Linked DNA regions of Homo sapiens: region 2 is linked to region 1. A link is a contact called in ENCODE Hi-C or POLR2A ChIA-PET data. All regions are on one chromosome and are shown on one strand. The core of a region is the stretch at or near the end of the contact, and the rest is flanking DNA. Distances in the headings are between cores, read along the strand shown. Region 1 overlaps PDZRN3 (PDZ domain containing ring finger 3). Region 2 overlaps PDZRN3 (PDZ domain containing ring finger 3).

What was found. Hi-C counts contacts between places; a loop is a spot of excess contacts on that map. ChIA-PET counts read pairs that join two places held with the same protein, here RNA polymerase II (POLR2A).
Region 2: a map of tibial artery shows a loop between it and region 1 (4-fold over the local background). The contact joins two enhancer-like sites. A Hi-C loop is called at or near these places in 2 of 168 maps with a recorded cell type or tissue (astrocyte of the cerebellum and tibial artery) and 1 of 37 single-sample maps with no recorded cell type. POLR2A ChIA-PET finds 5 or more read pairs at or near these places in 2 of 52 experiments (activated CD4-positive, alpha-beta T cell and naive thymus-derived CD8-positive, alpha-beta T cell).

What each region holds. Positions count from the first base shown.
Region 1 is chr3:73,418,012-73,422,553 of GRCh38, reverse strand. All of the region lies in intron 3 of PDZRN3 (PDZ domain containing ring finger 3), which reads left to right. Among named protein-coding and RNA genes, the nearest start is that of PDZRN3-AS1, 200 kb to the left of the region's middle. Within about 2 kb of position 2,281, at least 4 of the 41 ENCODE cell types and tissues checked have a DNase peak (open chromatin) inside an H3K27ac peak, as active enhancers do.
Region 2 is chr3:73,459,332-73,464,206 of GRCh38, reverse strand. All of the region lies in intron 3 of PDZRN3 (PDZ domain containing ring finger 3), which reads left to right. Among named protein-coding and RNA genes, the nearest start is that of PDZRN3-AS1, 160 kb to the left of the region's middle. Within about 2 kb of position 2,380, at least 3 of the 41 ENCODE cell types and tissues checked have a DNase peak (open chromatin) inside an H3K27ac peak, as active enhancers do.

The DNA.
Region 1 (4,542 bases), core at 1,032-3,531:
TTATCCTTGAATTAACAAGTGCCAACCCAAATTAATATTTCAGTGATTTTTTTTCCTGTCCTCATAAGAACAAAGATAAATAGCTTTTGAGTGTTACTTATCCTGCACAGGCTTTAAATGCATGAGTTATATCCAAAAGCTCATGTATTTCTCACACAGCCCCTTAAAAGTATAGATACAGTTATTATTTCCATTTCACAGATGAGACAGCTGAGGGTTAAAGTAGTTGACAAAGCAGCCTGGAGTCACACAGCTGGTAAGTTGCAGAGACAAGATCATAACACAGGACTGTCTGACTCCAGTGACTTTGGGCAGGCTCCCTCACTCATCCTGTCACTCATTCCATTAAAAGACATTAGTGGGCATCTCCCTCTAGTGTTCTGGAGGAATGTTCCAGTGTAGTACAATGGAAAGAAAAGTCCCTGCCCTCAAGGGGCTTACATTCTAGAGAGAGATGGGGTCAGAAGTTAAATACTACACTGCTGAGAATATAATTACAATGTGGGGTAAAGGCTCTAAAGGAATGTGGTTCTACTGCAGAAACATCATATAAAGACCCAAACAAGAAACTCCGCCCAGTTTTCTCCTCTGTAAAATGGAAGTACTTGACCAGGCACGGTGGCTCACGCCTGTAATCCCAGCACTTTGGGAGGCTGAGGCGGGGAGATCACGAGGTCAGGGGATCGAGACCATCCTGGCCAACATGGTGAAACCCCGTTTCTATTAAAAATACAAAAAAAGAGCTGGTCGTGGTGGCACACACCTGTAGTCCCAGCTACTTGGGAGGCTGAGGCAGGAGAATCGCTTGAACCTGGGAGGCGGAGGTTGCAGTGAGCCGAGATCATGCCACTGCACTCCAGCCTGGCAACAGAGCAAGACTCTGTCTCAAAAAAAATTGAAGTAGTTTTGTAGCTTTAGCAGTTAAATTGAGGTATCAAGGTGATATCTTATATCTTGCTCAAGTGGAAGTTCATCCTGTTTTGTTAAAGCAGGAGAAGGATTCCATTTGCAAGTTACCACAGTCTAGAACCACCTGATTGTCTTAAAGGCAGCATTTAGTGAGTGCCTACTATGTTCTCCGGGTCATATGCTGTGCTGAGGGACAGGTTAAAATAGCCACTTGCTCACAGTGTTCATGTCCTACTTCAGAGGACCTCCCTCTCCCTCAGAGCCTCAGTTGTAAAAGGGGAAGGCTTGGGTTCTTTTTATGGCTCTGCCATTGAGTGACCCCGGAAGAGTCTCTGGGCCTCTCTGAACCTTAAACTCTTCTTCTGAAGCTCAGGAATATGAGCTGTTTCTCCTAGGGTGTTAGGAGTGTCCAGGTGAGCTTTAATGTGTGTGTGAGTGTATCTGGAACCCGTATGGCACAGTGTAGGCTCTTTATGTGGGCATATAGTCAGCACTTCATATCTATGGGTTCTTCATCTGTGGATTCAACCAACTGATGATCAAAAATATTTGGAAAAAATAATTCCACAAAGTTCCAAACAGCAAAACTTGAATTTGCCACATGCCAGTACTATGTTGAATTCCCATGATGTAGGCATTGTATTAGGTATTATAAATAATCTAGAGGTGATGTAAAGTATATGGGAGGATGTAGTTGGTATGCCAAGCCTACAATAGCAATTAGGACAAGTATATGGCCATGTGATTTAAACTATATGGGAGGATGCAAATACTCTGTGTGCCATTTTATATCAGGAACTTGAGAATTCATGGATTTGGGAAGATACTGGAGCCAATATCTCATGGATATGGGGAGATGACTCTATTGTCTAATAGGCCAATCTAGGGGTTGAAGGAAAAAGCCAGCATTTCTAGAGAAGGTGGGGGCAGCCAGGCTTCCAAAATTGGGTCAAAGAGGGTCATCTTTATGGGTTGAAAGTCTCTTGGGGGACAGTTAAAATGATGGGAATAGATCCAGAAAGGTCAACTTATGTGGACATCTTCAGAGATCATTGGTGCTACATCATTTTCTTGAAAGGAACAGTGGAGAATAAGGGTTTCAACAGAAGTATGTAAAGCCAAAGCTTCTTAAAAACAATATATGGTGGTGGAAATATGCAGTACTTTTAGGGAAAATTCTCAGATTCAGTATTTGTTCAGTAGGGTATTTATTGGACACCTCCAGTGTGCCAAGTAGGGGCATCCACTGGCAGGACTGCAGTGGTCCAACTAACAAGGTCCTGGTCTTAGATGGAGGAAAACATCCACCAAGTTTTATCACACAGATGAAAATGCACCAGCGCAGCCAGCACTTGGGGTGGCCAGTGCCAAGTGCAAGGGGAACAAAACAGAGGATGGGACCCAGTTACGATGGCCAGGCTGGGCTTCCTGAGTCATCTCAATATGGAGCAGTCAGTGTCAGCCAGGCATAGTCTCCAAGACAGAAGGAGTCATGGATTTCTAGGAAAAGCATTTCACTGATAATACTTTAATGTGCATCTGTGTCCTACACTGTCTCGTATCCAGAGAGGGCCATGTTTCTAAGGGGCTATCCCAAGTTTGACACATATTCCTGGAGCTAAAGCAAGTGAAAACACTTAGGAAAGTATGAAAGCTCTGTGTGGATGGTGGTGTATGACTCTGCAATGTATATTTTAAAGAAGAAATGTTTTGGAAAGTCATTAAAAATGTTAACCACATCCCCCTCCAAACTAAAAAGCTGATGAAGGGAACATATTTTCAAATTACACATTTAAAAACATATATGTTTATATCAACAAAAGATAGCCTATGTTAGACCCAGATATAGTTGATATGCCAAGCCTGCGATAGCAATTAAGACACGTATATGGCCAGAAATGTCCTCTGGACATACTCAGCGGATGGTACCGCTGCAAAACACGTTTTTCAATGAGCTCATCTGTAAGGCACGATGAAACGAGGTCAAAGAAAAGCTTAGAGAGCTTCATACTCACAGTTTTAAACTCAACTGAGAAAAGATTTAAAGGAAAAAAAATCCCTGACCCAAACAAAAGCAGGGGGAAACTTAGTGTTGCCTAAAGCAACTAAAGAAAAACACCGCGTTCTCCTGGTGGCTGTTCTCTGCCGTTGCGTGTGCAGGGGATCCGTATTTTTGCCTCCAGCATGCTCATTTCTGTTTCTCAGACCCACACACCATTTTGCTGAGACAAAGCTGCAAGTGCATTTCCACCCAGCTGGGCACACTTGATAACTACACTGATGCATCAGAACTATAAATGTCACCCCCGTCATCTCCTTGTACCCTCTGATAACTTTACTCTTTAAAAACTTGTTAACATCCTTTTTCCAGCCTTACATTTGACATAATCAAAGTCATGTACATGAACTCCCCTCTCTCTCTCTGAAAAACCCCTACGTTTCCTCAAGTTCTAATTGCATTATCAAGTGTTTTGTTTGGATCATTAATTCCTTCCCAGATGATTTGCTCCTGGTAGGTTTCTAGCAAATTCTACCCATGTCTAATAAATCATCTTACAAAATGCTGCAGGTTTTTCTCCGTCATAGGGATCTAGTCCACACGCTAATTGCTGTGCCCCTGTGAAGTTTTATTCTCCTACCTCTCACTAAAAGCAACCCCTTTAGCTTCATTGTTAAAACTCTAACAATTCGACAACAAAGAAAAGATTTCAGAACTGTGCTTTGGCCAGGCCAAGTCCCCAGAGTCATTTCAAGCTTGCTGAGCTGGAATATACCCAGGGTTATTCTGTCATCTAAACAAACTTTCTCCAGGTGAACGCAGGCAAGGCATCTGTCTCTTCTGTGTCCCCTGTTGGACCTGGGAGTCAGGGAGATGAATGATCCATTGTCCTGAGGCAACACTACCATGTAACTAACCTGAGAACAAGAAAATGAAGTCAGGAAGTTTTAACTGCATAGCCATAGGGTGGGGAAGGACGGGGGCCCAGTTCCTGCTTCCAGGATGTGATAGGATTATTGGGGCTGGAGATTGTGGAGTTGTAGCTACAAAGGCTGTAAAGCATTCATAGAAGACCAGATGGGGAGTGATCTGAAATAATTCAGAAGGGTGTAAGTACCAGTCTAGTGAGGTTCCTCTTATATTAAAAATCAACATTATCTAATTTCCCAGTTTCTACAGGTAAGGAAATTGAGGTCCAGAAATGATCAGTAGTTTCTTCAGATGCAAGTATACTATTTTGTTTACTTTATCATTTGATTCCCAGCATGTATCAATGGACTCACCTATACATGAATCTTGCAGTGTTTTTAGCCCAGTTCATACTTTCCACAAACATGTTTATTTCTGTTCAGTTCTCCAAAGGTATTGTGGGCCTCCTATGTATAAGTCAGGTGTTCTGTGCGGCTAAGATAAGGTATTAACCCACCATTCTTATTTTTAAAAATGTAATCACAAAAAGCAAGGATCAATTATTATAATATGGCCATATTTTAAAGCCCTTCTGTGCCTGTGAAGTCGAGAGGGTGAGTCATTTTATTTCCCATTTTACAGGTGATAAATATCTTAGGATGTCATTATTATTCTTTTTGTGCCATTTGTAAATCACATTTATAAATCTTTGAGAAAGAAGTACA
Region 2 (4,875 bases), core at 1,131-3,630, 42 kb before region 1:
AAAACCAGCCTGGCCAACATGGTGAAACCCCATCTCTACGAAAAATACAAAAAAATAGCTGGGTGTGGTGATGTGCGTCTGTGATCCCAGCTACTATGGAGGCTGAGGCAGGAGAATCCCGTCAACCCAGGAGGCAGAGGTTGCAGTGAGCCGAGATCGCCCTGTTTCACTCCAGCCCGGGAGACGGTGTAAGACTCTGTCTCAAAATAAATAAATAAATAAAAAATAAAAAAGAATACATAGCACTTTTTTTTAAAACTTTTAAGTTCAGGGGTAACGTGCAGGATGTGCAGGTTTGTTACATAGGTAAACATGTGTCATGGGGGTTGTACAGATTATTTCATCACCCAGGTATTAAGTCTACTATCCATTAGTTATTTTTCCATGGTGTATATGTACCACATTTTCTTTATCCAGTCTATCACTGATAGGCATTTAGGTTGATTCCATGTCTTTGCTATTGTGAATAGTGCTGCAGTGAACATACATGTGAATGTGTCTTTATAATAGAATTATTTATATTTCTTTGAGCATATATCCAATAATGGGGTTGCTGGGTATTTCTGTCTCTAGGTATTTGAGGAATCACCACACTGTCTTCCACAATGGTTGCACTAATTTACACTCCCCACACAGTGTAAAAGTGTTCCTTTTTCTCCACAATCTTGCCAGCATCTGTTATTTTGTGACTTTTTAATAATAGCCATTCTGACTGGGAGACACCCTTTTCTAAGTTACAGATCCCTTCATAGGAAATGTATACATATGGAGTTTTCAAATAATGGAGAATGTCTGTAATAAGTAGTAGCATGTGACTGAAAAAATGGCTTCTGGTGCTACTAGTGTCTCCAGTCATCTCAGGGACAACACCTTTTCAGAGTAAGTAACCAGGCACCTTTCAAATACTGTGTCATAGGAATTAGCTTCTTCCACCTAAGAGACCAAGCTCTCTGTTTCATGCTTTGGGTAATCCTTTCCTGCTGGAGTCTGACCAAGTAAGGATGGGCCTTGGTTGAAGTCACAATGCAGCGAGCCCTGGGAAAGCAGGAATTTGGCCATGGCTCGCCCAACAAGATGACCACCTCTTTTTGACACTAGTCTTCCCTTCTCACATGTATGCCGTCCTTACTTGCAATGGTAACACTTTGTCCTAGCATCTCTCTTTCCTATTCCTTTCTATCAGAGGTGGTCTTAATAGTAAGCAGTCACAAAACAAAATGACTGAAGGTGATTGCATATTTAGCTGGTCAAGAGCACAGGGTTTGGAAGCAAGACAGACCTGGCTGTGAATCCTGATTCTGGGCATAATACTTAGTCCCATTAAGCCTCCTTTCTCATTTGTAAAAGTGTGGGCCAATAAGACTTAAGGCAAAAGGTAGTTGCAAATGTTAAATGTGCTAATGTGTGCAAAGAGCTTAGGGTGGTCCCTGTATCTGGTGGTGGCCACTTAAACGATGGCTGTTGTTAAGTGACAGAATGAGGATAACCCCCTTCCACCACATGCAGAGAGGTATTGAGAATACAAGTGGAAAGCTCAGTTTTCTCTTGACATGCCATCACACCCAAACTAAAGTGTTTCAGGCTTACCTCTTGCTGCTTTCTGCAATATGATGAAAAATTCTAGACCCAAATGGAATCAAGTTCTTTTTTTTTTTTTTTTTTTTGAGACGGAGTCTCACCTGTTGCCCAAGCTGGAGTGCAGTGGCGCAATCTCACTCACGGCAAGCTCTGCCTCCCAGGTTCACACCATTCTCCTGCTTCGGGCTCCCAAGTAGCTGGGACTACAGGGGCCCACCACCACGCCTGGCTAATTTTTTTTGTATTTTTAGTACAGACAGGGTTTCACCGTGTTAGCCAGGATGGTCTCGATCTCCTGACCTCGTGATCTGCCCGCCTCGGCCTCAAGTTCCTTTTTTAAAGGTTCACAAACTATGTGACCTTTTAATGACAAAAGTATGACTTTATACCTCTAGAGAAAATTACCATTCAGATTGTTCTGAGCTGATTACCCTTGCCTTTCAACTGCAAACTTTCCCAATCAAAAGTGTGAGCATAAAGAACAGCATCATTGCAAACATGTAATCTATCTGACATCTTGCTTTTCATATAATTGAAAGAACACATATGTCAGTTTATACTCAAGCAAAAATGATATATGGTATCAATGTGAAACATGAGAGATGATCTAATTTTTTCTCTCATTAATGAATATTGAGCAAATAGAGCATTTCAGGATCAAGGAATATATGAGATTCTGTGTATTTATTTTCTTCATTACTCTAGCTACAGTGTCACCCGAGAGTATCTGGGAGATGACAACCAGGCAATTAAAGGCAACTCTGTCCAAGCGCTGGCCCTGCCGTAGTGAATCATGACCCTTTCTCTGGCCTCCCCATGGCTGAACCCCTGTCCTTGGGGAACCTAGGCTGTGAATGACTTGGCAGTTACCACAACACATACTTTTTTTATGTACACATGACATGTCTGTGATATGATGCATCTGCTGTCCGCAAAACCATCTAAATGGCTTAACTTCTCCAGATTTCATTTTAAAAGAAAAAGTCACTAATCTACATGAAAAGTTTTGTGTTTCATGTCCAGATTATCTTAGGAACTTCAACTGTTGTTGTAGGGTGAGGATGGGGAGATGGTGTCTCTCAATAGATGAATGAAGCCAACTGCCCATTTTTAACAAAACACATTTGTGGTGACCATTACCTAATACATTCATGAGATGGGTTCCACTAACACAGATCTCTCCGGTGTTTGTTTATTTAATTAAATGGGAGACATGTCCAAATGATTCCTTTTGAGATTTCTTTGGTCTCCAAACTCATGCTGCACATTCCATGTTTACATAGCTTCCTGAATTATCTGCAAAATTGACTAAGAATGCTGCAAAATGCTAAAAATAAAAACATATACATGTAGAATAAGCCTGGCTAATGGTTCTTTTCAGGCATATTTCTTTTCACTGAAATAAATGATAGGGTTTAGATTTTCAACCACTTCCTAACATGATAAAATGAGACACAGTGCTGGTCTCTACTGATTCATTCGTTCTGAGATCAACTTCCACTACAATGAATAATAGCAAATGTAAAATAAATCTTGGCCAGGTACGGTGGCTCATGCCTGTAATCCCAGCACTTTGGGAGGCCAAGGTGGCTTGATCACCTGAGGTCAGGAGTTTGAGACCAGCCTGGCCAACATGATGAAGCCCTATCTCTACTAAAAATACAAAAATTAGCCCAGCATGGTGGTATGCACCTGTAGTCCCAGCTACTCAGGAGGCTGAGGCAGGAGAATTGCTTGAACCTGGGAGGCAGAGGTTGCAGTGAGCCGAGATTGTGCCACTGCACTACAGCCTGGGCAACAGAACGAGACTCCCATCTCAAAAAAAAATAAAAAATAAAAAACAAATCTCTGTGTTTCTGCCTCATCATAGAAAAGGCTGTGTTAAATTCATTTACTAGATGAAAATAAGTATTATTAATTTGTTTCTTTGTTCTTTGATCAACTTCTTATTTAAGAACTCTTACTAAGAGCACCTTCATGCTATATTCAATGCTATAACTTTGCATTAAGAAAATGTGGTTATCATAAAGAAAATGGTGAGGCCACATTTGTCAGATACCTGACATACTCCCTGTGGAGAATTTTTAAATTTCTTACTTTGTAAGAAGCCTGTCGTTTCCAGTGGATGGTCAAGATGAATCAGGATTTGAGGCTTAAGATTGTTGGTAGTGTTTACTTTGATTTAATGACTCCAACAGATGAGGGGCCACTGGGCTTGCTGATTGGGTCTGTACTGACTTTTAGCCATCATGATGGAGAGTAAAGCTCATGTCCATGAAAGACACAAATCATAATGCAGGGAGGAAGGATCAATGGAGAGAATGTTAGCATAGGTAGTGATTTGCCCTGTCATCGCACTCTCACCTATTGATATATTTTTTCAGTGACAGGATTCTTTCGCTCAGACTTTTTTCTTTTGCTATTATAATAGTTCTCAAAATCAACAAACTTTTAGTTGCTTAGAACAACCACCACAGAAAAGAATGTGAATGTTTATTACCACTGAACTGTACACTTGAAAATGGTAAAGATGATACATTATATATGTATATTTTACCTCAAATCATTTTAAAAGCCCCCATAATGTATATATGAGAATTCTAACAATAACAGATTCTGTCATCTTCCACAAACATTGTCATCTACATTTTTCACTTGGAAGGGGAAGTGCAGTGAGCTCTAGTGAAAAGGCATGCATGGACTTCCACAGGCAGACATCTGGATGTGACTCCTGCCTGCCACGTATTAGCTGGGTGACCTGGGCAAGTTCTTTACTGTTCTGAGTCTCAGGCTCCCCATCTGTTAGGCAGATATAAAAGAAGAGTGCTTCTATTCACAATAGCAAAGACATGGAATCAACCAAAATGCCCATCAATGACAGATTCGATAAAGAAAATGTGGTACATATACACCATGAAATACTATGCAGCCGTAAAAAGAAGAAGACCATGTCTTTTGCAGGAGCATGGATCGAGTTGGGGGGCATTATCCTTAGCAAACTAATGCAGGAACAAAAAAACCAAATACCACACATTCTCACTTGTAAGTGCGAACTAAGTGATGAGAACTCATGGACACAAAGAAGGGAACAACAGATACTGGAGCCTACTTGAGGGTGAAGGGTAGAAGGAAGGAGAAGAGCAGAAAAAAAATAACTATTGGGTACTGGGCTTAGTACCTGAGTGATGAAATAATGTGCACACCCCCATGACATGAGTTTACCTATAAAACAAACCTGCACATGTACCCTTGAACTTAAAATAAAAGTTAAAGATGAAAGAAAATAAAATTAAAAAG